Linked DNA regions of Mus musculus: regions 2, 3 and 4 are each linked to region 1. A link is a loop called in an ENCODE intact Hi-C map of the cell type or tissue named here. Cell type or tissue: heart. All regions are shown on one strand. Each heading gives the region's core, and the rest is flanking DNA. Links, peaks and the distances in the headings are about the cores only.

Region 1 (7,550 bases), core at 783-5,782:
CTGGAACTCACTATGTAGACCAGGCTGGCCTTGAATTTACTCTGTAAATTTACCTGCTTCTGTCCCAAAATGCTGAGATTAAAGGTGGTCACTACTACACCAAAGCAAAGGAGTCATACTTAAACTTAGTTAAGTTTTCTGTTGTTGTGATAAAACACTATGACTCAAGTCAACTTGGGGAGGAAAGAGCTTATTTCATTTTACAGCTTCCCATCATCTTGAGAAGATACAGCAGGAACTCAAGGTAGGAACTGAAGAACACTGGTATCTTATAGCACCTAGGACCACCAGTTTAGGGTTAGTTTTGCCTGCAGTGAAATTGGCTTTTCCAGATCAAGAATCAATTTAAAAAAAAAATCCAACACAGGTTTGCCAGCAGCACACCTGGTACGCCAGTACCTGGACCTGATAGTTAAGATAGCTGTCGTTTAAGTTATTATTGTTGGAAAGATTGGGATAGCAGCATATTTCATTGATGCATATACTATCAGGTTATTTATTTATTAAGACAAGGTCTCCTTATGCTATGCAGTCTGGCCTGGAACTACTAGGCTCAAGTGATAGATTCTTCTGCCTCAGCCTTAGACTACAAATGTATGCCAGTGTGCCTGCCCTATGATGAATGATTGATTGCATGTGTTTAGGAATGGGAAGTTTTTGAGTTAGCAACGATTTCTAACTTACGCCTGGGTTCACTGCTGTTTGAGACTTAGCAAGGAATAAAGACTGCATCCTTATTTATCTGATCTCAAGCCCTATTCACCTCTTTGAGATAAGAACCTTCCTGGAATGGGACTGGCCTTGGACATCCTCACAGCAGCACAGCAGCTTCTGAATTGGTAACCTTTCCATCCCAGGCACTTTGCTTCCTCCAGCTCCACAGTTCATTCCCTCCCTCTTGCAAAGATTCTGTTTCCAAGGCAAGGAGCCTCAGCAGCGTTCGTTCCCCCTTTCTCTCTGTCCTTTGAAGAGAGGACTTGTTTCTGGAATCAGCAGTTTCAGATTACTGGAAGCAACCAGCCCTGCTTATCTTGGTAGGTGATCCAGGTGCCTTTCTCTGTTTGAAGCAGATCCTCTTAAACTCTGGGTTGTGAACTCACATGGGTTGTGTAATTTATTGTGGAGCAGGGGTCGTGAAAGATTTGGCAACTGTGAGAGGCAGAAGCAGGCAGATCACTGAGTTCCAGGACATAGCCAGGGCTATAGAGAAACCCTGTCTCAAGAAAAATAGTTTTTAGATTACATGCACAGAACCAAAAATTAATTCAAAATCAAACATGATTTTCATCGTTGGTAATACTTGTTTGTGTGGCATCTTGAGACTTCACTGTACTCTTGGTTCTGAACATACATGTTTAACATGTGTACTTTGTTCTGGGCACACTACACAACACCAAGGAGAGCTGCCTGAAATAGTACTGCTCAGATTTGAATTGTGGTCTTACTGGGCATACAGCACTGTGCTTTTACAGAAAATGATTTAATTATGGAAAATAGACAATATTTTTCTACCTTCATTCCTCAGTATGTATACATTAACATATATTTTGGTTAGGATGTTTGATGTTGGAAATGACTGAGTTGCTGACTTGACTTTCATTACAAAAAAAAAAAAATCATTAAATGAAATATTGGCTTGGACCTAGGACAGAACTTCCAATAGTTTCTGAGATGGCCCTAAACATACTTCTGCCATTTTGTACAACACCAGTCTCAGGACTAGCAATTATAAAATAAAAAAGGTGAAAAATGTTGAAGGCACCCTATGTCCTGTAGTATCAAAGAGTCAGGATTAGCCGGGCGTGGTGGAGCACACGTTTAATCCCAGCACTTGGGAGGCAGAGACAGGTGGATCTCTGAGTTTGAGGCCAGCCAGGTCTACAAAGTGAGTTCCAGGACAGCCAAGGCTACACAGAGAAACCCTGCCTCGAAAAACCAAAAAAAAAAAAAAAAAAAAAAAAAAAAAAAAGAAAAAAAAAAAGAGTCAGGGTTTAATTCTGTATATGGGAACCATCACATTTGTTTAGCACTTATTATTACTAGGGAATGATCCCAGGCAAGTGCTCTGCCACTGAACTATAGTCCTAGCCCAAAGCATATCTTATTATCTTTAATGAACGGCAAAATTTTATATATGCCCAGGAATGAATTATTTTAAAATCAATTTATGATTATCAGTAAATGTTTGATTCTTACCTATTTTATACAAATATAGATTAGGGTCAGATAGATAGTTTTTCAGGCAAAAAGGGGTCATGATTGAAAAAGTTCAAGAGGCCTTAGTATAAGACCACTTGCCATTTTGGGAAAAGTCTGTAAGGGACCTGGAGTCACAGCTCATGTATGGGTACTGGGATAGGACACAGCTAATCAAAGATGGTCTCAAAATTAAAAAAAAATGTGTTGGGGGCTCATGTGGGGGCTAGAGTTGGTTCTCTCCTTCTACCATGTAGTGTGTGGGATTCGAACTCAGGTTGTCAGAATTGCCTGAAAGGATCTTTTCCAGCTGAGCCACAGTTTTGTTCTCTCTTCTGTCTTAAAGTAAAAATGATGGAGTGGCTTGCATTTGTCCCTTCACCTTGCTGTTAGGTCACAGTTGTCTTCATTTTCCTGTAGCACTGTCAACTGTGGATTTAATTTTGACTTTTATGTCTCTCTTTAATATGGTGAGGCACAGTGCCTGCATTTGATACAATTCTGCTGACAAACTTCCATGCAGCCTTGGCTAAGCAAAGTGCTTTGCGTGTATTGCCTCATTTAACCTATCTAATAAACTTGTCTATTAGAATCTGTGGGTCGGGTAGGGGCTTTCTGGAATGTAACTTAAAAAGCAGCCACCCTTTCTTGGAGAGAAGGAATAGTTGAGCAGCTGGCAGTGGGAAGGGCAAGGCCTCCTCCCTCTTCCCGGCAGCTGTCTTACCAGGCCAGACCTCCTCTCTCCAAAGGCTGGGGTCTCCACCTCTGGCCCATGTCCAGTCGGGTGGGAGGCTGTGTGGCTTTTTCCGGGTCACTGGCACACCCTCTCTATCCTAGCCACCTGCCCCTGTTCCATTCCAGTTCCAGGCTCCCTAGAGCGACCCAGGGACATTCCAATCCTCCCACTACCCTCGCAAACGCCGCGGGAGGAGGGAAGGGGGCGCAATTGCTTGGCCTTCTAGAACGCAGCTTTGTCTCGGCCTTCTAAGGATTGATGAAAGGCTTGAAAGTTGGTAGTTTACAATCGACTCCTCGGTGAAGCCGCATCTTCAGCAACAGCGGCACTTTTTGGGAAACCGTCTCGCAGACAACTGAAAGCCAAACAGCCAAGTTGTCTCCCCAGCAGACCAAATATGGTCACAAGCGTTAAGCAGCCTTCCGTGGAAAGTCTGGCCTCGCGGGTGTCTCCCTGAGCCAGGGTGCGCCCCGGTCCGACCTCTGGCAGATCCGCGCCCCGTGCCACATTCCGGGTGCTGGGCGCTCCCCTTAAGACGAGGGCAAGCGCTCAGGACAGACTCATTCTGGGCCTTGGACCCTCAACCGAGGGCCCTCCGTTATTCTCCGATTTGGTTTTTGTCCATAACCCCTTGATTTAACAGGCTTGAACCATTTTCTCTTTGATCCCGCCCCAAGTCAGTGGTAAACTCAAAGGAATGCAGATAGGCGCTCGGCGGGAGAGGTCGGAGCGGCGCGGCGGGGCGGGGGCACGGTCTCTCCCGAGCTGCGAAGTGCCCAGCCCACCCCCGCCAGCCGGGCTAGGGTGGGAGGAGGAGGAAGAGGAGGGGCGTGGGGCAGGCTGGCTCCGGCCAGGAGGTCATGCATAATTCAACAGCTCCACTTTCGGCCCGCCTCTTTCCTAAGGGTGGGAGTTTGCTTCAAACTTTGTTTATGGGACAGTCCGGGAGCCGCGGCGGCTGCGCTCGTCTACGTCTTCTCTGTCGCCTCCTCGCGCAGTGGGAGCGCCCGAGGCCGGTTCCGGGGATGTAAGAGGATAAGCCTTCGGCTGCTGGGAATCCGCTCGGGATCTGCCAGCCGGGACCGGGTTCCAGCTCGTCAGTTCGGGAGGCGCCCAGGCTTGGCTTCCCCGAGTCCCCAGGTAGCTCCCGCCGCGCCCCGCACCCTCTGTGGCGTCCGGCTCTTAGACGACCGCAGTCGGGACGCCTGGGGTTGCCGGTGGGGGTATTGGGCAGGGGAAGCTGCGACTGGGTCTGGTGCAGGCACCCCCCCCCCCCTTCCTCCCGCGGCTGCCTGCTCAGGGGAGCTTCTCTGTTGCGGGAAAGTTGCATAATCTCGGAGGCCAGGGGCGCCCCCTCCCCCACCGGCTGGTCCCTGGACCCATACCTAACTGTCTCTAGGTTCTCTCTGTCCTTCCCCGGGACTACCCCCTCCTCCTCTGACTTGCACCAAAAGGCTGATCTGATCTTTCTTTTTTCTTGTAGAAAGATGAATCCGTCCTCGGTGCCCCATCCGCTCCCGCCGCCAGGGCAGCAAGTCATCCACGTCACGCAGGACCTGGACACCGACCTCGAAGCCCTCTTCAACTCTGTCATGAACCCCAAGCCCAGCTCATGGCGGAAAAAGATCCTCCCGGAGTCCTTCTTTAAGGAGCCCGATTCCGGCTCGCACTCGCGCCAATCCAGCACAGACTCATCAGGCGGCCACCCGGGGCCTCGACTAGCTGGCGGCGCGCAGCACGTCCGCTCGCACTCGTCGCCCGCATCCCTGCAGCTGGGCACCGGTGCGGGAGCCGCTGGAGGCCCTGCACAGCAGCATGCACATCTCCGCCAGCAGTCCTATGACGTGACCGACGAGCTGCCGTTGCCCCCCGGGTGGGAGATGACCTTCACGGCCACTGGCCAGAGATACTTCCTTAAGTAAGTCTGCCGGCAGTCAAGAGGGGCAAAGTTGTGATGCCCTGGACGCTCGTGTGTTCGTGGCGTGTGTGTGTGTGTGTGTGTGTGTGTGTGTGTGTGTGTGAAAGAGAGACAGAGACAGAGAGAGAGAGACAGAGAGAGACTGAGAGACTGACTCTTCCAAGGTGCTTCAGAGATCTGCTAAGATAAAAAAGTAGGGGATGAATCTCTGGGAGTTGTACTTGACTAGAACAGAGAACGTTTCATGAAGTGGAAACTGCTTAAGCCCTAAGAGATCCAGGCCATTGGAAAACTTAAACTTGGGGAAAGGAATTTTGAGCGACTTTGGCCTAAATCTGGGTCTTAGGCCCTTAGCGCCTTCACTTAAGTTAGCTAGCTCACAGCCAGGTGAGTAGGTGGTCTGGGTTCTTCAGTCACTCAGGAAAAGCAAACCGGAAAAGAACACAGTGCCTGGTGGGCTTTACCTCTCCCAGCTGATGACGTAATGACCACACAGCACAGTAATGTAATTACCAACCGCACTGTAAAGTAGTTATGGGCTGGACCAACAAATTGTGTGGAAATTGGGTCAGGAGTCTTATGTTACACTTGGTAACCTAAAATACCGTCACGGCAGGGCAGTAGTGTGCGTTGTCATCCTTCATGCCCTATCTGCCTAGCTTTTTGAGGTTGTGAATTTTACATTAGATCCAGCTTTTTGAATTAGATCGAACAGAGAAATGTATTCTCAATTGCTAGAGGGAGTTCTTGAGGGAAAGCCGGGGCTGGCACTTGAATTGTTATCAGAACCAGTGAGGTCATAGGGGTCAGGTTAGAAAAGGCCTCCGAAGAAGTTGTGGCTGAGCCATTGGTGTAGAATCACTTCAGCTCGGCTCGGCTGCGCTGCCTGCCCAAAGGGAAGACATCTAAGAACTTGTCTTAAACTTCATCTTACAGCCCCGTTCCTTTGCTGAAGTAGCCTTGCTTTGAAAGGCTCAAATGTAAGATAGCACGTACTATTTTAAAAAATGTAATGCCAAGCTCCTCCTTGGCATTAACTATCTTTGGTCCTTTGATTACCCTCTAAGAATGAGCGGATGGCAGTGGATGCTGTGGGCATATCTGAGACTCATCCTGGTTCCCAGCTCTTCCTCATCCCAAAGCTGTTGACATCACGTGCACTTACTTAGTTTTATGTGTATGTGTGTGCGCCTGGATGTATGTATGTGCACCACATACATGAAGTGCCTGTGGAGGCCAGAAGAGGATGTCTAATTCCCTGGGGTGGCAGTGTGAGCTCCATCCCCCTCCCCTAATTTGGGATTTCGGTGCTAGGAACGGAACTCCAGTCCTCTTCAAGAGCACCAAGTGGTTTTAACCATTAGCCATCTCTCCAGCCTCTTGGGGATATACTTTTTGTTGTATTTGTAATCTTTGTTTTGGGGCTTACTGTGGTGCTGGCATCCTGAAGATAACTCAATGGCTTTGGCACACAGTTGGTGTCTGGATTATTGAGCCATGCATGGTGTAGACACATGCTCAGGGCTTTGATTTCTAAGTGGAGGTTGAAGTCAGATATGCAATGTAATAGCATGGCGTTTTTCTAAGTCTCCAAAGGAAGATATTAGTGTCCGTACTGCATACATGTTCAAAATAGCATTGTGTATAAATGCAGCTGTATGTATTTCACCATGATTTTTTTTTTTTTTACCAATGTGAACTTTGCAATAAATACAAGTAGCGTCTCAGTAATTTTCGATGGTCCCTTTTGGCCGCAGATGATTTTTAAACTGCTCATGAATGCACACGTATATGTGGAAGAGCCGGGCTTGCCTAATATCTGTGGGAACCTAGAAAAAAAAACCCAACTTCTAAATAAAATCAAATTCTTTTCTACATGTGTTTTTAATGATTGAAGTTGCTCAGATGTGTTAGTGATTTAGGGCAAAAAATAGAAGTTAGCCTTGGACGTAGGGAGGGTTGCTGTGATCCATTTCTGTCCTCCCATGCAGCTATGGGCCCTCCTCCAGCTAAGCCAGAGTGCTTCTTCATTTCATTTTGAATGGTAGATGGAGTGTAAATAGTGTGCTGGCATGACCTGATGCCGTCCCTGGAAATTTCTTGGCTAAGTGACTAAGAATTTAAGGAATTATGTTTTTGTGAATATTGTCTTGTAGAATACGCATTCTGCCAAGAATTCTTGATTCCTTTTAGAGCTTTGTTTGAACTTTGAGTAAGGTACGTGTTCTGTGCCACACTTTGTTACACGGCCTTAAGAAAAATGGTAGCTGTTCACCCTGATTTCATTCTCTTGGAACCCATCCATTTCTCAAAGTGGGACTGGCAGGAGACTCCCATTCTTGACTATGGGGAGCTCAAGGCTCTGTCAGTCAGAAATCAAAGGACTTTATAATCAACAGGGATCAGTTTGAGAGTTTTGGGGTTTGTTGTTTGTGTGTGTGCGTTTTGTTTTGTTTTCCAAGAAAGGGTTTCTGTGTGTGTAGCCCTGGCTGTCTTGGAACTAGCTCCGTTGACCAGGCTGGCCTCCAACGTAGCAGTTTGAGGGTTTTAGTGACTTTTGTATTTTATCTATCCTAGAGGAGGATGAAGGTGTGATTTGGCAGAAGTCATGTTTTTTAACGGTGATATCTGACTGAAACGATTCCATCTATTTCAAAGCGGGTTTTCTCTTCCCTTTCAAAACTCCCCCTTTGCCTATGC
Region 2 (7,550 bases), core at 1,186-6,185, 110 kb after region 1:
GAAACTCTTTCCCCCTCTCTTTCTTCCTTTTTCTCCCTATTGATTCCCTTAGCCAGTATCCATGGGATTGAAAGTAATACAAGGATAAGTGGGACGTGACTGCTTTGAAATGGCTTTTATGGTAGCAGATGAGACAGAATAATTAGTTCTAATCTAAGTTGTTGGTCAAAGGGTAAATTAACGTCATCACCTCCTTGGGTCCCACTGGTTACCCCTTTGACTTTTGTTATTGTCACTGAGCCCAGACAGCTCCACTTCCTGTGGAAACAGTAGAAGATACTTCTGAATCTCTTTTCATTGACCACTCCTCCTGCCCAGTAAGCTCTTCAACCACTGCTGAATTGGGGTCAAAGTAGCAGGCTCTCCATAGAGGTAGCGTCTTACCTAGACTAGGCCTGGTGGTAGCAGGCCTCTCGTTCCAAGTCCTTGGAAGGCTAAGGCAGGAGAATTGAGAGTTTAGGCCACCCTGGGCTGCCAAGTGAGTTTAAGGCAATTAGTGACAGACCCTGTTTCGAAATAGGAAAATAAAAAGAGGGGCCTGAGGCTGGAGAGATGGCTCAGAGGTTAAGAGAACCGACTACTCTTCCAGAGGGCCTGAGTTCAATTCCCAGCAACCACATGGTGGCTCATAACCATCTGTCATGGGATCCGATGTCCTCTTCTGGTGTGTCTGAAGACAGCGATAGTACACTCACATATATATATAGAAAGAGGGGCCTGTAAAATGACTCAAAGAGTAAAGGCACTTACCACCAAGCATGGCACTTGACTTTGACCCCTGAAAATCATAAGGCAGAAAGAGGGCAACTACCACAAGTTATCCTCTGATTTCCATGCGTGTGGTATGGTGTCTATACATGCATAGGTGGGATGCATGTATACCAAACACATATATGCATGAATATATTCATACATGTTGTGGAGTTCTTATAAGGATGTAGCACATGTAGATGATTTGCCTGGCATGCATGAGGCCTTAGGTCTCATCCCCATATTTCATCATTCAGAATTTCTGTCTGTCTGTCTCTCAACTTGGCATACTTCCTTAAGTTTAGTTTCTAAATTTAGCATTATGTTTTTGAAGCAACAGCATCGAGCTTTTGAGGGCCTGCGCTGTTAACTATTTTCAAGGCAATTCCATACTGTTTCCCCTCTGTCCTCTCTTTAATTGGCACTTGGGGGTGGGGATGGGGGCAGGAGAGCAAAGCTTGTAAACAAAACTGCTGACTAAGGTTGGCCTTTCGTTTCCAGGGCAACAGGGACACAGATGGAGGGAGGCAGGCACAGGATTCTTTCAGCAGGTTTTACAGATTTCTGTCAAGCTTGACAGCCACTCTGGGGGTGGGGGTAGGGTCAGCTGCCCAGCCTCACACAGCCATTTCAGATCCATGCTGCCAAGGAGAGCCGTGCTCCTCTCAGGGAAGATTTAAAGGGCTGTTTTCTGTCTTGAGTTTTTAAGAGATTTTTCAGAACTTAAAAACATACCTAGCAAAGCGTATAGGGCAATCAGTGGCTGCTACATAGCCCTTGGAACATGAGGTATAGTTATTAGGAAAGCACACTGTAGAGTTAGGTTTCAGGGTTGACTAAGGCATTTGACTGGTCCTGTTGTCCTACGTTCACCATATATCCCTAAGTCATCTGTAGTAAGATGGCTGTTTTAAGTTCATCCATTCATATATTTACTCAACACATGTTCTTATCACACATGTTGGGATGGAAAGTGGTGAATTTGTCTAGGAGTTGAGGGCGTCTATTGTGTTCCCCCACAAAGGAAGGTAGTGTATGTCTATCTCGTAGGTTAGCGCTCTGGAAGCAAAGGACCACTGCCTGCTACAGGTCAGCCTGGTCTACATAGCAAATTCTGGCTAACCAGAGCTACATGATGAGTCTTTGGTCCGGGTAAGGGTGGAAATGGGAAGAAAAGAAAAAGGGTGCCAGTTCAAATCTTTTTAGAAAAGACTCCCCGGCTCCATCACTCCAAACCAACCTCTTCCGTGATACGTACTTGTCCCTTTAAATAAATATGTTCATAATAAAAAGTCCTTTCGAAAACAAATTGGTCATTGTTTTAAACTGGAGGCTTATTTTGTACTAAGGAAAATGAGATCACAGAGGCATGAGGAAGTATTCCATTTCAAAAAATCTACTTTACATTTTTGTTTAAGTCAGAAGTATATCTACATTTTTCCTTCCTTCAAGTGATTCTTAGGCGATAACAGGCTTTGGATAATAATTACAGACTCAACAAATGTTTCCTCCAAAGTATCAGAGTTTCGAATCTGCACTTTTCTAGAGCCAGTCTGGCAGCTGAGTGTGTGCGAGGTGTTTCAAAGAGACACTCCAGGAAATGTGGCAGTGAATTTCTAGAATCGATTGGTACAGGCTTTCAACAAAAGAGATTGACACCAGATCCCCCCCCACCCCCCCTCTTCCCAGGCAGTCTGCCTCTGCAGTCTCCGTGGCTTTGAGAAAGAAAGAGTGAGCTGCACCTCTGCACTGAAATAGCCGCTTTAACGGTGGGATTTTAAAATACCGCTTTCATTTCATTTGTTTCTACTCGCCCCACCCTTCATAATTAAAACAATTCGGTCTTCCATTTTTGTAGAATCCCGGCTACACACTTAAATCAAGCTGAGCACCCTCAGAAGAGGTTATTATCATTCAGTTAGCTCCCTTTGAAGTACATTCCAGCCGAGGCAGGAGCTGGCTGGTGGGAGGTGCCCTGCGAGCCAAAAACACTCACTCGGAGCCAGGCCCCGCTCTCCATTGCCTTTTACTTTCTAGCTTCTTCTGTTGATTTATTCCACAGAGCTGCAGGCCAGTGGGGGAACTAGAGGGGAGGAAGCTTCCAGAACTTCTTAACTCACAAATTGTCTCTGCCTTTCATTATCCTCTGCGTCCACCGCACAGCTTCTCAGCCCTAGGAGGGTGCCTTTTGAATCCATAAATGACGTTTGGTTTTGTTGTTTAAGGGAGCTAACAGATTACCAGTAACTCACTCCAAAGACTCTGTTTTACAAAGGGTTTCCATTCCCAGCTTGTATGTGAAGAAATGTTGGGGGCAGGAGGAGGGAGGGCTGCAGCTTTTCAGAACTTTCTGAGACTGGCCTTTAAAACCGAACCTTAAAACTTTGCTAAATGTGGTGTGAATTCCCGGGATACTAGCTCCACCCATATACATCGAAAAGGATCATAAAACATTTCCAATCCCATCTTCCTCCCGGCTCGGGGAGGAAAAACTGTGCTCAGTGCTGTTGAATAGGCTGGTTCGTTAAGTTCTCTTCTAAACAAGCTGAATGAGGTCATGGGGTTGGTATTTCCATTTTATAGCTGGGAAAACAGGATCAGAGAAATGAAGTAACTTGCCCAAGTTTCATCTCCAGTAGTAGGTGAAAGGGTTTGAATTTGAGGCCTGCCAACTTCAGTCCTCACTGCCTTCTCCCTGGTACTGTCTGTGGAAATTACCGGAATAGCCTCAGAGGTCAAACTGCCTGGATTTAGACACTGGCTCCACCTGCTGTTAGCTACAGGGCTCTGGGAAAACCACTTAACTCTCTCTGGCCCTGTTTCCTCATCAGTAAACTAAGTTAATGGAGTCCTGTGTTCAGGCTTCACATGTTTTTTTTGCAAAGTCTAGTCAAGTCTCTTTGCCTCGCAAATCTTTCTGTGCCGTCCATGACACCTTCTATTGTTTGTCTCACTGTGTTCTTTGATCTATGTCCAACAAGATGCTTCATAAAGCATCTTAAATGAACTGTCAAGGATTTAGTCCAAGGGGCTGCAGAGATGTTTAAGAGCACTGACTGCTTGTCCAAAGACCCAGAGTTCAGACCTCAGTACTCACATGGTAGTTTAAAACCAGCTCTTATGCTAGTTCCAAGGGGGTCCCCCATCTTCTTTTTTGAATAGCTTAGGCACTGCACACATTTGGTGAACAAACATACCTGCAGGCAAACAAACAACCCCCCCAACCCATACATGTAAAAATAAATAAATAGCATTTTTTAAATTAAAATTTTTAAAGATTTATTTATTTATTATATGTAAGTACACTATAGCTGTGTTCAGACACCCCAGAAGAGGGCGTCAGATCTCATTACAGATGATTGTGAGCCACCATGTGGTTGCTGGGATTTGAACTCAGGACCTTCGGAAGAGCAGTCAGTGCTCTTAACTGCTGAGCCATCTCTCCAGCTTTAAATTAAAAAAATAATTTAAAAAAAGAATTTAGTTTAAAATTTCACAGCTCTATTGTAACTGACCTGGGATTTGAACTCTTGTGATTTTAAAGTCCTCTTCTCTGCATTGCATCACTGCTTTCTGTTATGCCAAGCTCAGGACAGGTTCAACAGCATCCTTAACTACTTCTTGAGAATTCCACTGGCAAATAGCCCACAGAACTGAGAAGTAGCCAGTACCTTACCTGATTACAACTAGAAATTTCTTCATTCTGTCTGCCACAAATCTGTGACTGGAGGGATCTTGTAGTTCACTAGTAGCTTAAGAGCCATTGCGAGGCCTTTGAGTTTTGTGATATCCTGACTCCTCGAAGACCCGATATTCTCCAGTGGTCATGCTCATGCATTGTGTGGCTTGGTGAAAGCACTGATAGACCTGCCCAACGCCTGACACACGGCTTGATGGCATGGCAGGGAAGTCAGCTGGAGTAATTGCAGAAGTAATGATGTTCCTGGAGATGGATGTAAGACCAGAGAACAGCAATATAGGGGTTAGATGAACATCCTAATGCCTGTCCATTGTCTATTCTTTGTGATTGTCTGTCTAGAATCTTGTAATTGGTGTTTTTCTATTCTAGCTAGTCTGTGTAAAAGACACACAATCCTGGTATTTTATTTACAAGCTATAGGCCTAGATTGGGCAGGTTTGGTGCTATTTTAACTTACATCACTGTGGCTGTATAACCTAAATACTAAAGCTGGGTAAGATGTGTTTGGAGGAAGAGAGACCTGAAGTACTGAGATGTGGAGAAATCAGAGGCCTGTTTTAGACAGGGCTTGTGGTGCCCTGTGAATAGACCACAATAGTTAGCCTTTCTGTTGCCGTGATAAAATACCTGAAGCAGCTTGAAGGAGAAAAGAGTGTCTTACCAGCTACAGTCCATCCTTTAAGGAAGAAGCCAAGGCTGGAGGAGCCCAAAGCAAGAACCGAGGCAAGAACCATGGAGGAATGTTCTCCACTAGGCCGCTCAGCTTGCACTCCCACATCTGTCATCAATCAAGAAAGTGCCCCACAGGTCTGCCCACAGGCCAGTCTTACAGATGCAAGCTTCTCTTCCCAGGTGACTCTAGTTTGTGTAGGATGACGTAAACTAACCAGCACACCTGCCAAGACGAGAGAGGATGATAATTAGTTTTGAGCACTCTTCATGGTTGAGGTAAAGGTGGATGATTGCCCTTTTGCTTATAGAAGGGCTTCAGCTATCAGGTGACAGTCAAAAGCATTCTGATCTAGACTTTAATTACCCAGTTTTGATAAGGACATACTGGGGAGGTTGGTCCTTTATTTTTAGCCTTTGGTATTGTCCCCCACCCCCCAAATTTGTGGGCAGATATGGGGATTTTTTTTTTAACCTTTCAAAACAGGACTGTCTTACTTGGGTTTCTGTTGCTATGATAAAACACCATGACAAAAGAGCAACCTGGGAAGGATGGGCTTTATTCCATCTTATATTTATCCCATCACCTGCGGGAGGGCAGGGCAGGGCAGGGCAGGAACCTACAGGCAGGAGCCTGGCCTGTAAGAATGTGTTGTCTGGCTTACTCAGTCAGCCTGCTTTCTTGTATAACCTAAGACCTCCTACCTAGGGTAGTCCTGCCCTGCCCTCAGTGAGCTAGGCTGTCCTCCCACCAAGAAAATGCTCCAAAGACTCTCCTGTCAGCTATCTGATGGAGGCACTTTCTCAACTGAGATTCCTCTTTCCAGATGACTTTAACGTGTGTCAACTTGACAAAATAAAAACAAAACACAACAGTGGGAAACCAGGCAGGTAGAATTTTAAAAGTTCTAAATGTAGAACTATTATATTATAAAATACAACTCTCACCACTCTATAGTTAAACCTAATTTTAGGCAGTGTAAGTTTTCTTAGCCTTGTGATGAATTTTCACATTCTGATTTAATCTTTCAAAGGTGAAAGGTGACTAGGAGGAAACTCTTAGGTATCAAAGTGGATCTATTCCACACAACACTGAGGGATACTTTTAAAGTTATCTGCTTACACACTTATTTTTGTAGTTCTGGGGATGGAACCCATGGTTTTCCTTGTACCTCTTAGGCAAGTCCTTTACTGCCAGTGTCTTTATTTTGTCTTTAACCTGTGTTTTTGAGATTGGTATGTAGAACACAAGGTGAGGTGACATTAGATATCGATGCAGTGACTTCTGGAGCAAGCTCTGTTCTGAGCATCTTTGTCATAACAGCAGCATTTTGCACATGTGGTGTTATTATTCCCCCGCTGTGAGGTGGTAGGGGACAAAATTGTGAAATACCTCAATGGGACACAGCAAGGCCAGAATTCACATCCAAGTATTTGGTGCTGCTGTTTCTGTTACTGGCCACTTAGCACCGTGCATCTTATGTTAGGGACAGTGGAGGAGGATTCAGGTGAACTGTTAACTAGGCAGCGTGTGTACTAATTTGTGGTTGAAGGTGTGATTTTTTTCCTTTTATTTCTCATTTTGTTATCACCAGCATATTTTTTAAATGTTTCTATTTGAATAAATACTATTTCTTATTTACTTACTCAGAATGTATTTTATGGGTATCTACTACTACATACTTAACATGGTTACAGGTAGTGGGTGTGTAGGCATGAACATGGTGAATAAGATCCCTTCCTTCATGGGTCATTCATTGGGGAGGACAGATAAAACCCAAGTTGCTGTGAAGAAAATAGGTGCAGGTTAAAAGACAGACAGTCATGGGTGGTGGGAGGTGACCTTTTAGATAGGGGCAGGGAGGAGTGTCTTGATACCTGGCATTTGTAGGTTAGTAACTAAGGGAAATGGGCTTCGGTGGGACGTGTGTTCCAGACAGAGGGAATAATTGTATGGATTCAGGAGCTGGAAGCAATGTTAAAGCCAGACACTAAGATTGGGAGACTGTATCAGAGCCAGGCTGGGATGGTTTTTTGGCCACTGGGCTACAGGCAAGATGTGACTCCACTATCCATCCTGGTAGGGTAGGAAGCAGAGGTCTTCCTTATATTTAGCTGTTCTTTGGAATGGTCTGTGACCCAAGAATAATCGTACAATAATCTTAAACAAGTCATTCCATTGCATTGTTAATAATAAATGGTCCGATTTATTTACTTTTTTAATGCTGTTAGGGTTAAAAGAGCCCTCTGCAGTCTCTTGCATTTTGTTAGTTACTTGAAGAAGGTAGAAACATGATCCAGTGAGACCCCTACAGACAGGATATAGCATTTCCTCTTTTGGTGACTTGGAGACTGGTGTAACTAGTTAGGACCCAATGATGAAGAATGGGATAGCACTTCTCTTGGATTTAAAATGTGGAAAAGCAGTGAG
Region 3 (7,550 bases), core at 1,176-6,175, 67 kb after region 1:
CGAGTGTACTTTGTTGGAAAATGCCAGAATGATATGTAGCATCCAGTATACTAACTTAAAAATTAAAAAAGAGAGAACTAATGAGAGAGAACTCCCTTTATTCTCTCCCTTCTTGGGTTCTCTGTTCATCTAGGGTATTTGTTTACCTTTTCTTGTTTCCTTTCCTCTGGTTCCCCTTTCCTCTCTACCCTCAGGCAGTTTATACCTGGCATAGTGTATGGTTTCTGTTCAATGAAATACCCAAAACAGCACTGCATGCTAGATGCTCTTATGCCCTGTTGAAGGAAACTGAGGCTTGGAGAAGTGACAGTGGCCTCCTAATTAGACAATGACAGAGGTGGAGTTCAGCGTCTCATTTTGCTACTTTCCACAGAAGATGTCAGGGTGTGTGTTATAAAACACTGTGGACTGCGTTGAAATTATGAAGCATGTGTTAGCCTGGCGTGCATAAACCCCTGTGTTTCGCCCCTGGCACCACTAAAGAACAGGAAACCTCGAGGTGCGTACTTCAAGATCCTCGGTGGCATGATTCATGCCTCACTCACCATTTCAGTACCTTGGCATTTGTCTTTGACCCTTCTGGTTCCTTCTTACAAAAAGGGGTTGCGGCTGTGAAAAACACTTTGAGTCTGTCTTCAGACTCTGGGTTCACGCCAGCCTTCTTGTTGTTGATTCATGTTGCTGTGCGCCTTGAAAACACGAACAGAAAGTGGGTCAGACAGCCCGAGCCTGTGGCTCATCTTCCTAGAATTAAAGGAGAAAAGAAACCAAAGCTAAGACAAAGGGAGCAGATAGCCCCAAGTGAGGAGATGAGGAGCGTACTAACAAAAGAAATTGGGGTTTTGTAAAAAAAATCATTATTGGTGCGGATGTGCGTCCAGAGGGCGGATGCTGACGCTTGCCAGGCTCCTGTGCCTCTACTGCTCATTGTACATAGACAGTACAGAAAGGTCATGGTTTGCTAAGGGGAAGATACAGAGGAGGTGGAGGTGTAGCTCTGCCGTGGTCTGCTTCCTGGAAGCCAGAAAGGGAGAGAAAGGGCAGAGACCTTCTGTGAGGTAGGTCATTAGGATCGTCCTGGACTCCTGCCTCCTGCAGAGGACCTTTTCAGAGTATGCGCCCTTGGCTGAATGAAGCTCGGGTAGGCTAAGGGCTGCCACTCTTTCACTTGTTGTTCTTCCTATCTTAATACTAGAACATTAATTCTCCATTAATCCCCATTCTCCTGCCTGGGAGAAAATGGCTTTGTCCTCATTTTCTAGCCAAGTGACATTTACTTCATTTGGCCCAATTAGAGGGGGAGAGAAAGAATGATAGCTGTAGCCCAACTTGGAGACATTTGATATTTGGAGTGAGTTGAGAGCAACCAAGCATTGGGTCAGTGGATGCCCCACTTAAGAACAACTGGAAAAACAGCACGGAGAAACATGTGTCAGACACAGAGAGCCTGGAAAAACACTTTTCAAAGTTACTTAAGCATTTATCATAGTTTAGTGACTTTAAAACAAACTGAGCTGCTTTCCAGATGTCAGATGCAGGCAGTGTGGTCGGTGTATCAAACAAGAAGCCTTGAGACAGAGTGTCGGTTCTGGACCTTTTATAATTAAAAACAATAGCTCCTAGCCACCTACGATCTCTTATTTTTACTTCTACCAAATCCCCACCCTTGACTTACCAATCTTTTGAGGGCCCACACACTGTAGGCCCTTAGAACATCTATATTTAAGTGGCATGAGTTCAATATTCCACACCTAGCAGATCTCAGCACATTTATTTGGAGAGTGCAGAATAGCTTCATCTGAAGCTAGGCCATGGAAATAACACATATCCTACGGCTGGAAAGAACTGGCTGCATTGGACTTACTGAAAGATAATATGCTATGCACTAAACCTTAGTAGATTGTACGTTTAAAGAATTTTCATGGTAATTTCCACTATACTCAGTGGACATTTACACTATATTTTGCAGCCTATGTGCAAAATTTTATTTTGGTGGTGGGGTGGGGGTGGGGGTAGGGGTGGGGACAGAGTTCAGTGCTGTGTGTATTTTACCTCCAGCCCCAAAACTAATTCTACAGTTGGATCCCTGCAGAAATAGCACCACTGTAAAGTTCATTAAATGAGTGAAGGGATGAAAATACTCCATTTCCTATGATAACAGACTTCATCTTTTCTACACTTATGTGTTTCTGTCATTGAGAAAATACCAAGTGTGTATTTTGAAACTGTCATTTAGAAAATCAGAAAGTGGAGGGAGCGAAACAAACGTCTACACTCCGCTTGAGTCCCGACAGTAGAGCCTAACAGGACCTTTCACATCTTTAATAATATTATTAATCCCAATGTAAGAAAAGAGGGAAAATGCTGGGTGTTTATAGTGAGGTTGTTTACGTAGCCAAGCTTCTTCCATGGGCTTCTTGGCTTGAGTCGAACAGACAAAAACAGCCAGGCCTTTCCTCTTGTGCTCTTAGTGGGTTGTGAAAAATGAAGTTAAGCAAGAATTTGGCACTGCTTGCAGCGGCAAAGTGAGATTTGCTTGTCCTGGATGATACTGGTGATGGTCTGGCTCTACACTGTGGCTGGACCTCTTCCCCTCTAAAGACAGGTCTATGAGTCACACTGCTAGGCTAGATTAATGAACCATTTCCCAAAGTGGTTTTGTCTGAGAAATGGTACATTCATAGTGTTTCTTTCTTTCTTTCCTGTCCTGAGCACAAAACACTGGTTAACTAAGCCCTTTTAGGAGTCACAGATAGTAAGATATGGTCCCAAGCTGGCTCTCACTGTTTTCCTGTGCTGAGGGGCCACCCTGACTCCCTTCTGCCTCGACTGAGTAGGTTCAGAGGGAAGAAATAAGAGGGAAGCTCAAGTAAAACTCAGTAGAAAAGATCCAAGGTAGACAGATCACCACAGCTGGCTCCAGTGCAAGGCCTGTTCACACCGATGCTGCTAACTTAAGTGGCTTCTTGGCAAGGCTGGGGTGGAAGTTAAGGATTAGAGCCGAGGCTGTTAAAAATACAGTCCCTTCCATTCACTTAGAATTCTAGAAAACTAGAATTCTAGACTGGAAGCCTGCACCGAGGTAATGCTGATATCATCTTTTTTTTTTTTTTTTTTAAGATTTATTTATTTATTTCATGTATGTGAGTACGTTGTTGCTGTCTTCAGACACACCAGAAGAGGGCATCAGATCCCATTGCAGATGGTTGTGAGCCACCATGTGGTTGCTGGGAATTAAACTCAGGACCTCTGGAAGAACAGTGCTCTTAACCATTGAGCCGTCTCTCCAGCCGTTGATATCATCTTTTATCTGAAACATCTTTTTTTTTTTTTTTTTTTTTTGGTTTTTTGAGACAGGGTTTCTTTGTATAGCCCTGGCTGTCCTGGAACTCACTCTGTAGACCAGGCTGGCCGCGAACTCAGAAATCCACCTGCCTCCCAAGTGCTGGGATTAAAGGCATGGTCCACCACTGCCCGGCTTATCTGACATCTTAAAGATCCTGTATCTGGGTATGAGCTGGCACTCGGGTGACATATACTGCAGCGATACCTGTATGAGCTGTTGCAGTGAAAATTGGGCTGGAACTTTTGAACCACAAATTCCCCGTGGTTTCAGAAGCAGAGCACTCTCAGATTTCTGTTGTGAGAACAGTCACCTTTATTATATGTCACATGTACTTTTTTTTTTATAGCGTTGGGGTTTAGATGTTTACTGTTTTGATGATAGATATGTCAACTGTGCACATTTGTAGTTGGACTCTTTTCTCCAGGTGTCTTTTATCCCAGGTTAGCAAGCGTGGAGTCATAGGTGTTTTGGAAGATTGGAAGAAGAAGTGTAAGTTCTTGATAGTTTGTGAAAGCTACTCTGGGGCAAAGGGTTGGTTGGAGTGAAAGCTAAAAGGGTGAACTTAGAAGGGAGACTGCTCACCTTAGCAATAGTAGTAAAGCATTAGTTGGGCATCTATTCATCCTGGGTGCCAGCAATGCTTCATTTCTGATTGTCAGTGTGTCTAACCTCAAAAGCAAGCCCCCCCCCCCCCCCATCAACGAAGTAGCTAATGCAGGAAGCAGAGGGTAGGCTTCTAATTGATGAGCTGTGGAGCTGAGTTGAACATCCACATTAGGTAGTGTTGGCTTCTGCTGTGGGGTCCCACTGTCATCACTTTCTATGGCATTCTGCTTTTAGGTGTTATCAGTGTGTGCTTGGGCCTGGGAGGATTGTTCTTGTTACTATTTTTTTTAGATTTATTTATGAGTACACTGCAGCTGTCTTCAGTCACACCAGAAGAGGGCATCAGATCCTGTTACAGATGGTTGTGAAGCCACTGTTGCTGGGATTTGAACTCAGGATCTCTGGAAGAGCAGTCAATGCTCTTAACCACTGAGCCATCTCTCTAACACCCTCCACCCCACCCAGAGAATTATTAAAGGTCACGGCCATCACCTTTTTCTTATGGTTTAAGATAAAATCTTTGGTATCAGTTAGCAGACCTAAATGTCATAGGCCAGAAAAAAAAAATAAAACAAAAGAGAGAACTCAGGAAGTGCCAGCACATAGTAAAGAATAGGGAATGCTATGCTGTTTCCCAAGTCTTGACACTGAAGTAAGAATGCTTCTTCAGAGTATTGAATTAGATTAGAATATGGGTAATGTTTGTCTCTGAAAATATTGGAGATTTGTGTTGTAATTAGGTACAGTCTTCGAAATTTCAGTCTGGGACAAGCCTTGCTATCTGCTCCAGGATCAACACTGGCATAGAGTTTGCTGTCTGCTTATAATGGGTCTAATTTACTTGGCAAACCCTGTCTGAGAATTTATCAGTCTCATTCAAATGCATTTAAGTTTTCCTTTTTACCATGTACCAAGACTGAGTCTACTTGTGTCAATTCACAAAAAGCAGCTTGCAAGGGTATTTCATTTAGCACTGTTTAATGTTATTGCTTTTGTTTGTTTGTTTACTTATTTATTTAGAGACAGGGTCTGGTTGGCCTGGAACTCCCTATGTAAGCCAGGCTGTCCTTCAAGAGCTGAGATGATGCCTGGCAGTGGTGGCGAATTCCTTTAACCCCAGCACTTGGAGGCAGAGGCAGGCGGATTTCTGAGTTCAAGGCCAGCCTGGTCTACAGAATCAGTTCCAGGACAGCCAGGGCTATACAGAGAAACCCTGTCTCGAAAAACCAAAAGAAAAAAAAAAAAAAAAAAAGAGCTGAGATGACATTACATCGGGGCTGTTAACATACACCTTTGTTATAGAGAGCGGTAATCAGGACCGGTGAATCAAGTTCATCTATATCTAAATTGGACTTATAATGTCATGGGGATTGCAAGATTTAAAAACAAACAAACAAACAAACCTTTTGTATGCCATGCAGTTTGTTCCATGGTCATGAGAAAAGTTTACATTTCACTGGAAGAGAAATAATTCTACTCCCCAAAATAAGACGGAGTCAAGGAAGAGGTCAAAGAGGAACTTCATCAAAATAGCATTACGATGGACTTGCTCCTTAGTGTGCCTTATTGTTCCTGTCTCATGGGTACCGTTATCTTTATGACCTGCTAGGTTGTGGTGGGTAAAGGGGCAGGGGGAAGGCTTTCATGGCCTGATGATTGGAGCACTCATCCTGACTGTAGTGTGAAACTGATATATCAAAGAAAGAGGGGCAAAGGCATAGGGCAGTAAAAAGATAAGGGCACTTATAATCATTTCCATTTTTATACCTTTCTATGCTTCCAGCATATAAAACACATTATACATTATTGTCATGTGGCTTTCTTCCATAAACAGAAGTGTACTAGGTCAAGGACTGGCAAGTAAATCCTTCCACAAACACCAGACCATTTATTTGCTGGGCACTGAGAAGCTGGTAGATTCTATTTTTCAGATAAGGGTTTATCTTGGCTTTTAATGCTTCTATATGTATATGTTGTTTATATATAAAATGCTTCTCATTTTTTATTCCTGGCCAGAGCACTGTGCATCACGCATAGTAGGTATATAGACTTTGGTTGTTGGGTCAACTTTGTTAGCCTTGAACTTGAAGCAGGAGATGCCTGACACTAATAAGTGAACTTGGGAATCCTGGTCATGAATCATGAAACCTGTAAGTGATTGTTGATAATCTAGGATGCTTAGAACAGACCGGCTTTCCTTGCATGTGTTTTTGCTTAGCATATTTACTATAGGGGCTTTGTTTTGCATCTCTTTGGCTATGGATGCCAAGTTTGGGGTGGGTTATTCAGTTAGGTGACACAGGGTCTGTGCTAGTGTTAAAGTTCAGGTTCCCAGGTATGTTGTGATTTCAAGATTGTGATCTTTTAGGATTGTAAAGAGTCTGTAGTAGGTTACAGGGGTAGTAGTGGCTCTGGAGAGCCCCGAATTTGTGTGTGTGTGTGTGTGTGTGTGTGTGTGTGTGTGTGGCTTTGGAGATCTATTCCCAGGAATAATTTAGATTCCATATGGACTTGGGATAGAACAAATCTAAGTGGGAGAGGAGAGGAAAAGGAGAAAGGGAAAGGAAAGCCATCAAGACCGAGGGCACATGGTCTTTCTCATCTGAAGGAAAAGTAATATGTAGGACAAAGCAGTAGGAGAGGAGAAAACCAGACAGTCCCCCCAGGCTCATGGGCAGGGCCAGGCTTGGAAGTAAGGGGTAACCTAAGGGCAAGAGTGCTTCCTCTCTTTATTGTAGTTAATCTTTACCCACAGACTTTATCTCATAATTAGAATCGTTTTGTATTAATCCACGGGGAAGAGAATTTGACACATCGGTTTCCCAGTAGCCATCCTTTCCGGTCCAGAATCTTTCCAGAGGCACGCTGGCCTTTTCTGTCTGCTGGCAAACCCCAGGTCCCTGGATGTGCTCCTGCTCATTGGTGACTAGCCAGTTCTGGAGCCAAGTCCTGCTGGGGTTTGAAGTCTAGTACAGGTTTGTCCTTCCAAGGAAGGAGAACGGCCACTCCTTCCTTATTTGTTGTGGGCGCTTTTCCCACCACATGCTATTCGAGGCTCGTCACGGGAAACCTTTGTAGGGATTTTGTTTTTTAAGTCTATGGAAAAGTTTGTGATTGTCAAGAAAAGCTTCCCTTCCTCTTAGGAACTGCTATTCTTTGTAAACTACATGGGGCCAACAGACTGGTTCCATTTACTCCCAATCTTTTAAGACTGCAGGAAGATATGGGGGGGGGAGTGTAATTTTTCTTTTCATTTCATTTATGTATTTTATGTTGTTATTGCCTTATTTGTTTGAGGCAAGGTTTGTAGCTTTGGCTGACCTTGAATTTAGAGAGATTAGCCTGACTCTGCCGGGAGTGTTGGGACTAAAGGCATATGCCACCACACCTGGCTCCAAGCTTATATCTGAAGATCAAGTTCTTTGCCTATGCTATAAGGATTTCTGAATTCTTTCAAAATGAAGTATCTTCAGTCATCCCTATTTTTTTATATCTTTATTGTCTTTATGTGCTTCAAAGAACTTATATTCTTTTGGGAAAGAAATAGGACTGTTCTTCAGACTAAGGGAGTGAAGGGGGTTTGGGTTAGAAGGAGCTT
Region 4 (7,550 bases), core at 1,367-6,366, 89 kb after region 1:
ATTTGTCAGGGTATTTGAAAAATGGTATATGCATGTCTTTTGTTGTGGCCTTTTAACTATAAGGACTTTTTGTATAGCTTTCAGGATCTTTGTTTCTTAATAAACTATGCTAGTGGTCTAAGTTCTATTGCTGTGAAGAGACACCATGTCCAAGACAACTCTTATAAAAGAAAGCACTTAACTGGGGGCTTGCTTACAGTTTCAAAGATTAGTCTGTTATAATCCGTGGCTGGCATGGTGCTGGAAAGGTAGCTGAGAATTGTACATCTTAGTCTGCTGGCATGCTTGCAGAGAGAGAGATTGGGCCTGACATGTTCTTTTGCAACCTCAAAGCTCCTCCCCTCACACGACACACGTCCTCCACAAGGCCACACCTCTTAATTCTTCTAATTCTTTTAAGCAGTTCCACACCCTGGAGACTAAGCTTTCAAATATATGAGCCTACGGTGGCCACTCTTATTCAAAGCACTATTTCTTCTTGGTGGGGAAACGAAGAGGAGAAAGAAAGAAACTGATATTTTCATTCATTTTTTCCTCCTCTTTTATAGTATGTAACATTTAAGAGAATAAAAGTAAATAACCAAGTTAAATTGGACTAAGAGGAAACTATGGCTGAAAGATGGAAAGAAGACCAAACTCATGGAGCTAACGGGAAAATGAATAACAGGAAGCCCTATTTGGTGACCGAATGGATTTGAACTTGCTGGTCTCTGATGGGTCTACCTACAAGAGACAGGTCATTCATGCGAGATAGGCCCACATGTTTTTGAGGATGAATATGCTTCTTTTTTTTTTTTTTTCTGGGTATAAAGCACAAAGCAGTGATTCCTCAAGCTTGTCTGGACACTGTCAAGCAGGGCCAGTGGGAGTTCTCAGGAGGTTTCTTGAAACCTTCCAGAATAGGTTGAGTTGCAGGCCTGATCTCAGCTTAACGCGGATCAGATTTAGACCGTTGAGAGCCACAGTTGCTGTCTTGAGTAGTTTCCATTGTTACTGACACAGCCCTTTAAAGCTCACCCTTCCCAATGAAATGTAGAGCTATAGGCATTTGTTCATTTTACCTGGGGCCAAACTTGGCCGTGTGCTAAAAGCAAAGAGCCTGCTACTTGCCACTCCTTACAAGACGGAGTTACTCCCCCTGCACACCCCCCCCCCTTTTTTTTTTACGATCCCAGCCTCCATGTAGGTCTGGGAGAGGCAGTTGAGAGACATTAGTTCTGAGCCTCCTTTGACCTAATGTGACTGAATCACTTGGCAATTTCTGGTGTCATTCAAGCAGGGTGTCTGAAGGAGATTCCTGTGCCTCTGGAATTCAGGCTAAAGTGCTGCCTTCCATAGCTTTTAGGCAGCAGTGAACCTGTATGCTGCCCCTTGCCCTCTGCCTTGGAACTCATGGACTGTATCCTTTTTACATAAGTACCATACGTCAGGGATGTTCTCACCTTAATAGCATCTTTATTAAATCTTTGAGAACTTCACACAATGCATTTTCATCATCTTCACCCCCCCACTTCCTTTAACTCCTCCCAGATCCACTTGTACCCATCTCTCTATCCCCTCCAATTTGTATCCTTTTTAATTTTAATTTAATAGCCCACTAATTCCAATTTGAGTGTCCACATACTTCTGTGTGGGGCTATCCGTTAGAATACCAACTTACCGGGAGCCACATTGTTAAAACTGATTTTCTCTCCCTCAGTTCCCGTCTACTGTCTGTAGCTCCTAAGTGAGGGTGAGAGCTCATGAGCCTATGGGGGCCACTCTTGTTCAGAACACTCCATGTTAGAATGATTGGTTTGTTCAGGCAGGCACAGTGGCTGTGAGTTCACACGCGCAGCATCCTGCCATGCGCAGAACATACTATTTAGTTGGTGTCCTCATGGGCTCCTTTCTCCTCTTCCTGGGCTATGGTCCCTAAGTAAAAAGTTATTATTTATGTGCTGTTTGTCTGACTGCCCTTTTCCAGAGGGGAAGGGACCCTGCTGTCTTTTCCATCACTGAATCTAACAGTAGAATATCAGAAACGAAACGATGAAAGGGTCAATGCCGTTTAACATCCCCAAGTCACCACTATTCATATTGATCCTTTCTATTTCTAAGGCAGTTGACTCTTACTGGACATTTGTTGCAAGCTGGGTACAGTAGTCTGTGAAATTCACAGATGTGCAAAGCCACACAGTTTGATGAGCTTTCTTCATCTTGATACCCTGGGTTAAATCATAGTTTTCTAATCCCGTGTCTGGTCCCCCTGTCCCCCAAGTGGTTCTAAACTGAAAAGTGCTGATGTCCCATTGCTATCTTTGTTAATGCCTCATCTTAATTTTTGTGATATCTCACAGAGCCAATAATTTCCAGTGTTTGATTGTTACCTGCAAGTTCCCTTTTATAAAACACTCCACCTGCTTGGACTGCCTCATGCATTCTTAATGTGGATTGTGTGACCTCTGTAAATAGGCAGGAATCGGAGTTGTCATGTCCTTTCGGGATAAAGGTACACTTACTATCTAAAGGTAGTAAAACAATTTTGTTTTCCCGAGAGTGTCCACCCATGGAAACACGTTCAGAATCAGAAGGATGCCATTCTGGAGCAGCGCAGTAAAGGTCTTAGTTTCTACTGTTCCTTACTAGAAATTGCTAAGCACACCATCTATGTAGTAGTGCTTCCTGCTGGATCACTTTGGGTAAATCTTGAGATATTCCAGCAAGTAGGTGGAATTGGGGTTGCACACTCTGATACTGCTTTAGGTGAACACACACACACACACATACACACACACCACACACACACACACACACTCTCTCTCTCTCTCTCTAAAGAAGAATTCAGGAATCAATATGACAAAAATGGGAGGGTTGGTTGTTGTGCCCCACCCCATTTTATTTTTCTGGATATGTTATAATGATAAGAGCCAGTGACCTTTAGTTAGACCTTTATGGTTAGCAAACTATACATCCGGAGAGTCTGCTGTCTAAGGAGAGCATCAAAGCCGGTGGCACAAGCCTTTGTCATCTTCCTAGCAGAGTAGAGGAGCACAGTTACTTGTGCACTGGTCTAAGAATAAGATTACTGTTTTAAATGGGCAAGCAAGATTACAAAGCAGGAAAATGATTTCTTGGTGCTTAAAATTCAAGGTTGTCTGGGAAGTAATTGCAAGTTGGGCTGTAAGTTCTTTTACTGGAAGAGTCTGGAACACTTGCAGCCTTGCAAGCTCCGTGCCAGTCTTTGGAGATTCTGTTTAGCTGAGTGTATATTGTCCTTGAGCTCTGTGCTTATCAACTGAGCCAGCTAAGAACTAAAGAACTAAAGACTAAAGACTTGAGTGTAAAGTCGGGGTTGTGAAACTTACTGGTTTAATACTTTACAGACGTTTGGAACTAATTGCACCGGAAGTGAAAAGCTGGTTTCTTCCTGTTTGTTTGTTTGCTGACGGTGTTGGATGTTAAATACTGTTTCTGGGAAGTAAGAGCTACAAGTGGCTAACTGTTGACAAAAGCTAAGAAATACACAAGGAAGAAAAGAGAGGCATCTGCAGTTATTGTGTCAAGACTAAGTCAAGGCTGCATTGTGGCTGGGTTTCCTTTCCTCTGTGGACATGTGTTTTCCATCAGACAGGGCTGCGTGACACGTGATGTTGGCCAGCATGAGTCAAACCATGCATAGCATATAAACAGAGGTTAGGAAAAGACCTGCAGCTGCACTCAGACGCTCTTCCTGCTGGAATATTTTGAGAACTTGGTACACTGGGTCTGTTTGTAAGTCAGAAACGATTTACACCTGTATGTTTTGGCTTGGCTTCTGTATCGTAACATGGTCAGTTCTAGTCTTACCTGACAGCAGTGATATGAATCCTGGGATGTAATCTTTCAAAGGTCCACCTGACTTTAAGTTCTCTCTCTCTCTTTTTTTAAATTCAGGAACAAAGTGCTGTAACTTCTGTGTGTGTAAAATTAGACCACAGTCAGAGCACCATCAAAACGTGACCCAGGTTTTCACCCTTTTAAAGGGTCTGCATGAGACTTCTTCATGAGGTAGCACAAGGGGAACTAGCTGTCGTCCTCTCCAACCTAGGTTAACAACTATTTCTGACTTCTGAATGAGGGCAGGGGTAGGGATAGGGACCCCTTAGTGATGCCTATGTAGCGTTCTGGTGCAAACTGCCCTTTCAGATTTCCTGGGGGTATTAGAATGTCTCTGTGTGATCTTAAATTCGTGAGTTGGTGGAAATCATCCGTTTTAAAATGTGTCCCAAGGTCTGTGCTAGAACCCTAGAGGTTATGAGCAGTAGCTAATATGGAGTATAGTCTCTAAAAGCTTAGTGTAAAAATTTAACATAATAGTTGACAAATGTCTGTATGGAGAAAGTGATCCCCAGAGACTTGGGAGAGCACAAAGGGGCTGACATTCTACTATGGCTGTAGTAACAGAAGCCCGAGCTCCTGGCAAGCTGCTGAATGAGCCCCTGGACATAGGGGAACCCTGGCTTCAAGCTAGATAGGGGCTCATGACAAAAAATCATTTTACTAATGAAAGTCTGATAAGCACAGGTCTAAATGGACTGACCCCATCACCTGACCTTTTCTTGGTTACAGCATACAGAGTTAATAAAATAATATGCCCTCCTCCAATAATGGGTAATTTGAAGCACATTGGCTGCCAATTTGGATTTGATGGCCTTAGTCTTAAATATCAACTGGTTGTGACACCTGGTTCTATAAGAGTTCTGTCTTGATGAGGTAACCCTGGGGCTGCTGAGAGTCACAGGCCTAAAGTCACAAGCCATTCCGTTTGGTAGGGACTTGCGCTAAATTAGTCCCGTCTCCTAGGAAACCCCTCAGTTACAGGGAAGCCAGGATGATTGGTCATACCTTAGTTTCAACACTTTTTAACTCTAAGGTCTGATTTTATAGCTCTTAGCTTCCCCTCTCTCTTGGTGTACTTAGGTTGCTAAATGTGCTACTGACGATGCAGATTAGTAAACCTCTTAGCTTACATTGTACTGAAAGACACACTGTTTTAAGGAGGAAGTTTCCCAGGTTACAAGTCCTGGGTATTATCCAATATGGCATTGGCTGGCTGCATGCTTTCTGTTTTGAGGAAGTACTACTCAATTTTCAAACACTGTGTCAGCCTCTTCTGAATTCCTGTGTTCAGAGATGATGTTAAAGGGTTGCTTGGTGTACTTGGTATAGATTCAAACCTGGCCTTGAATTTATAGAGATTCTCCTGCCTCTGCCTCTGGTGTGCTAGAATTAAAGCTATGCATACCACACTTAGCCTACAGGCATGTGCCTCCCTCCCTTCCCTCCCTCCCTCCCTCTCTCCCTCCCCTTTTCTTTTCTTTTCTTCTTTCTTTCTTTCTTTCTTTCTTTCTTAATTTTTCTTTCTTTCTTTCTTTTTTTTTTTGCATTAAAGAGATTATTTTATACAGCAAAGTTTTTCTAAGTCCCTGTGAAAACTGCTATGGGATAAAACCATCTCTGACTCTTTCCTGCTCCCAGCATGTGTGTGTGGAGACTGGATAAGAAGACCTTTCTTAATGCTTTATCATCCTTTACCTGCTGTATTCTTTGCTTTTGTTTTCTTTCAGTCTTTCCGTGTTCTAGCTGGTCTCAAACTCTGGCTTGGTTTAGGTCACTCTCCAACTTCAGTCTGTCTCCCGCCGAGGCCTGTGTGTGTGTGTGTGTGTGTGTGTGTGTGTGTTGCTTTGTTCATCTGTGACTTACTATCTTGCATAACATTCTCTAGACCCATGAAATTATTTGTTCAACATAGTAGGAGCTTAATAATTGTTGATTCATATTTAAACATTTAATTCTAATCATAATTCAGTGCTTTGCCAAGACATCTACTAAGCTGGGGTTGACCAGCATTTCTTAGCTTTCTTACTCAGGAGAGAGTCCTACAAGGTAGAGGTGTTGTAATTTTTTCTCTCTTAGAAAAGGGCAGGGAGGTTGTACAAGCCTGCAATCCCACCAACAATGGAGGAGTGTTCCTCTTTCTCCACATCCACGCCAGCATCTGCTGTCACCTGAGTTTTTGATCTTAGCCATTCTGACTGGTGTGAGGTGGAATCTCAGGGTTGTTTTGATTTGCATTTCCCTGATGATTAAGGATGTTGAACATTTTTTCAGGTGCTTCTCTGCCATTCGGTATTCCTCAGGTGAGAATTCTTTGTTCAGTTCTGAGCCCCATTTTTTAATGGGGTTATTTGATTTTCTGAAGTCCACCTTCTTGAGTTCTTTATATATGTTGGATATTAGTCCCCTATCTGATTTAGGATAGGTAAAGATCCTTTCCCAATCTGTTGGTGGTCTTTTTGTCTTATTGACGGTGTCTTTTGCCTTGCAGAAACTTTGGAGTTTCATTAGGTCCCATTTGTCAATTCTCGATCTTACAGCACAAGCCATTGCTGTTCTGTTCAGGAATTTTTCCCCTGTGCCCATATCTTCAAGGCTTTTCCCCACTTTCTCCTCTATAAGTTTCAGTGTCTCTGGTTTTATGTGAAGTTCCTTGATCCACTTAGATTTCCGGGGATCCATCCCATAATCAGCTTCCAAATGCTGACACCATTGCATACACTAGCAAGATTATGCTGAAAGGACCCTGATATAGCTGTCTCTTGTCAGAGTATGCCTGGGCCTAGCAAACATAAAAGTGGATGCTCACAGTCGGCTATTGGATGGATCACATGGCCCCCAATGAAGGAGCTAGAGAAAGTACCCAAGAAGCTAAAGGGATCTGCAACCCTATAGGTGGAACAACATTATGAACTAACCAGTACCCCGGAGCTCTTGACTCTAGCTGCATATGTATCAAAAGATGGCCTAGGCGGCCATCACTGGAAAGAGAGGCCCATTGGACACGCAAACTTTATATGCCCCAGTACAGGGGAACGCCAGGGCCAAAAAAGGGGAGTGGGTGGGTAGGGGAGTGGGGGTGGGTGGCTATGGGGGACTTTTGGTATAGCATTGGAAATGTAAATGAGCTAAATACCTAATAAAAAATGGAAAAAAAAAAAAAAAAGAAAAGAAAAGGGCAGGGAGCCGGGCAGGTGGCGCATGCCTTTAGTCCCAGCACTCGGGAGGCAGAGGCAGAGGCAGATGAATTTCCGAGTTCGAGGTCAGCCTGGTCTACAGAGTGAGTTCCGGGACAGCCAGGGCTACACAGAGAAACCCTGTCTCGAACCCTCCCCCACCCTAACCCCAAAAAAGAAAAGAAAAGAAACGAAAAGGACAGGGAACTCTTGAGTATATTTAAGACTGAAACGTCCAGCAGTAAAATAGAGTCACAATCTTGATTGACAACATAATACACCTGGAAACAGCTCCTTTGTATCTTATTTACTTTTATGAAATACATTAGAGACCATATCCCACTCCAACCCTGTGTCTTTTCCCCACCTCCCTGTTAATTATACTCCCTAATTAAATGTTGCACTTTTACAAAAAAACATTGTGCAGGATTTCTATATACCTCTACACCCAGTTTCCTTTGCTATTGAATCTCACATTCATGTGCTGCGTTTGTAATAACTAATAAACAAGTGTTG

The links. A loop is a pair of places that touch in the nucleus more often than their neighbours do. Peaks named below come from ENCODE experiments on the same cell type or tissue, not always from the same donor. Only the 100,000 strongest peaks of a DNase experiment are listed, where the experiment ranks them.
Region 2: a loop joins it to region 1, with 4 times the contacts of the local background. A loop is called at or near these places in 17 of 42 quality-filtered maps.
Region 3: a loop joins it to region 1, with 4 times the contacts of the local background. A loop is called at or near these places in 13 of 42 quality-filtered maps.
Region 4: a loop joins it to region 1, with 2.1 times the contacts of the local background. A loop is called at or near these places in 17 of 42 quality-filtered maps.

The regions. Positions count from the first base shown.
Region 1 is chr3:57,572,123-57,579,672 of GRCm38, reverse strand. Wwtr1 (WW domain containing transcription regulator 1) reads left to right here and starts at 3,797. Exons shown (of 7, transcript NM_133784.3): 1 at 3,797-4,072; 2 at 4,416-4,850. The coding sequence starts at 4,420. In heart, for the core only: CTCF peaks have their summits at 3,127 and 4,454; DNase peaks (open chromatin) are centred at 3,052, 3,792 and 4,592; H3K4me3 peaks cover 3,228 bases; H3K27ac peaks cover 3,006 bases.
Region 2 is chr3:57,466,358-57,473,907 of GRCm38, reverse strand. All of the region lies in intron 4 of Wwtr1 (WW domain containing transcription regulator 1), which reads left to right. Among named protein-coding and RNA genes, the nearest start is that of Tm4sf4, 45 kb to the right of the region's middle. In heart, for the core only: no CTCF peak of the experiment used is centred there; DNase peaks (open chromatin) are centred at 2,697 and 3,447; H3K4me3 peaks cover 792 bases; H3K27ac peaks cover 2,081 bases.
Region 3 is chr3:57,505,496-57,513,045 of GRCm38, reverse strand. All of the region lies in intron 2 of Wwtr1 (WW domain containing transcription regulator 1), which reads left to right. Among named protein-coding and RNA genes, the nearest start is that of Wwtr1, 67 kb to the left of the region's middle. In heart, for the core only: a CTCF peak has its summit at 3,185 (motif pointing right); DNase peaks (open chromatin) are centred at 2,505 and 2,868.
Region 4 is chr3:57,483,659-57,491,208 of GRCm38, reverse strand. All of the region lies in intron 3 of Wwtr1 (WW domain containing transcription regulator 1), which reads left to right. Among named protein-coding and RNA genes, the nearest start is that of Tm4sf4, 62 kb to the right of the region's middle. In heart, for the core only: no CTCF peak of the experiment used is centred there; a DNase peak (open chromatin) is centred at 3,628; H3K27ac peaks cover 1,322 bases.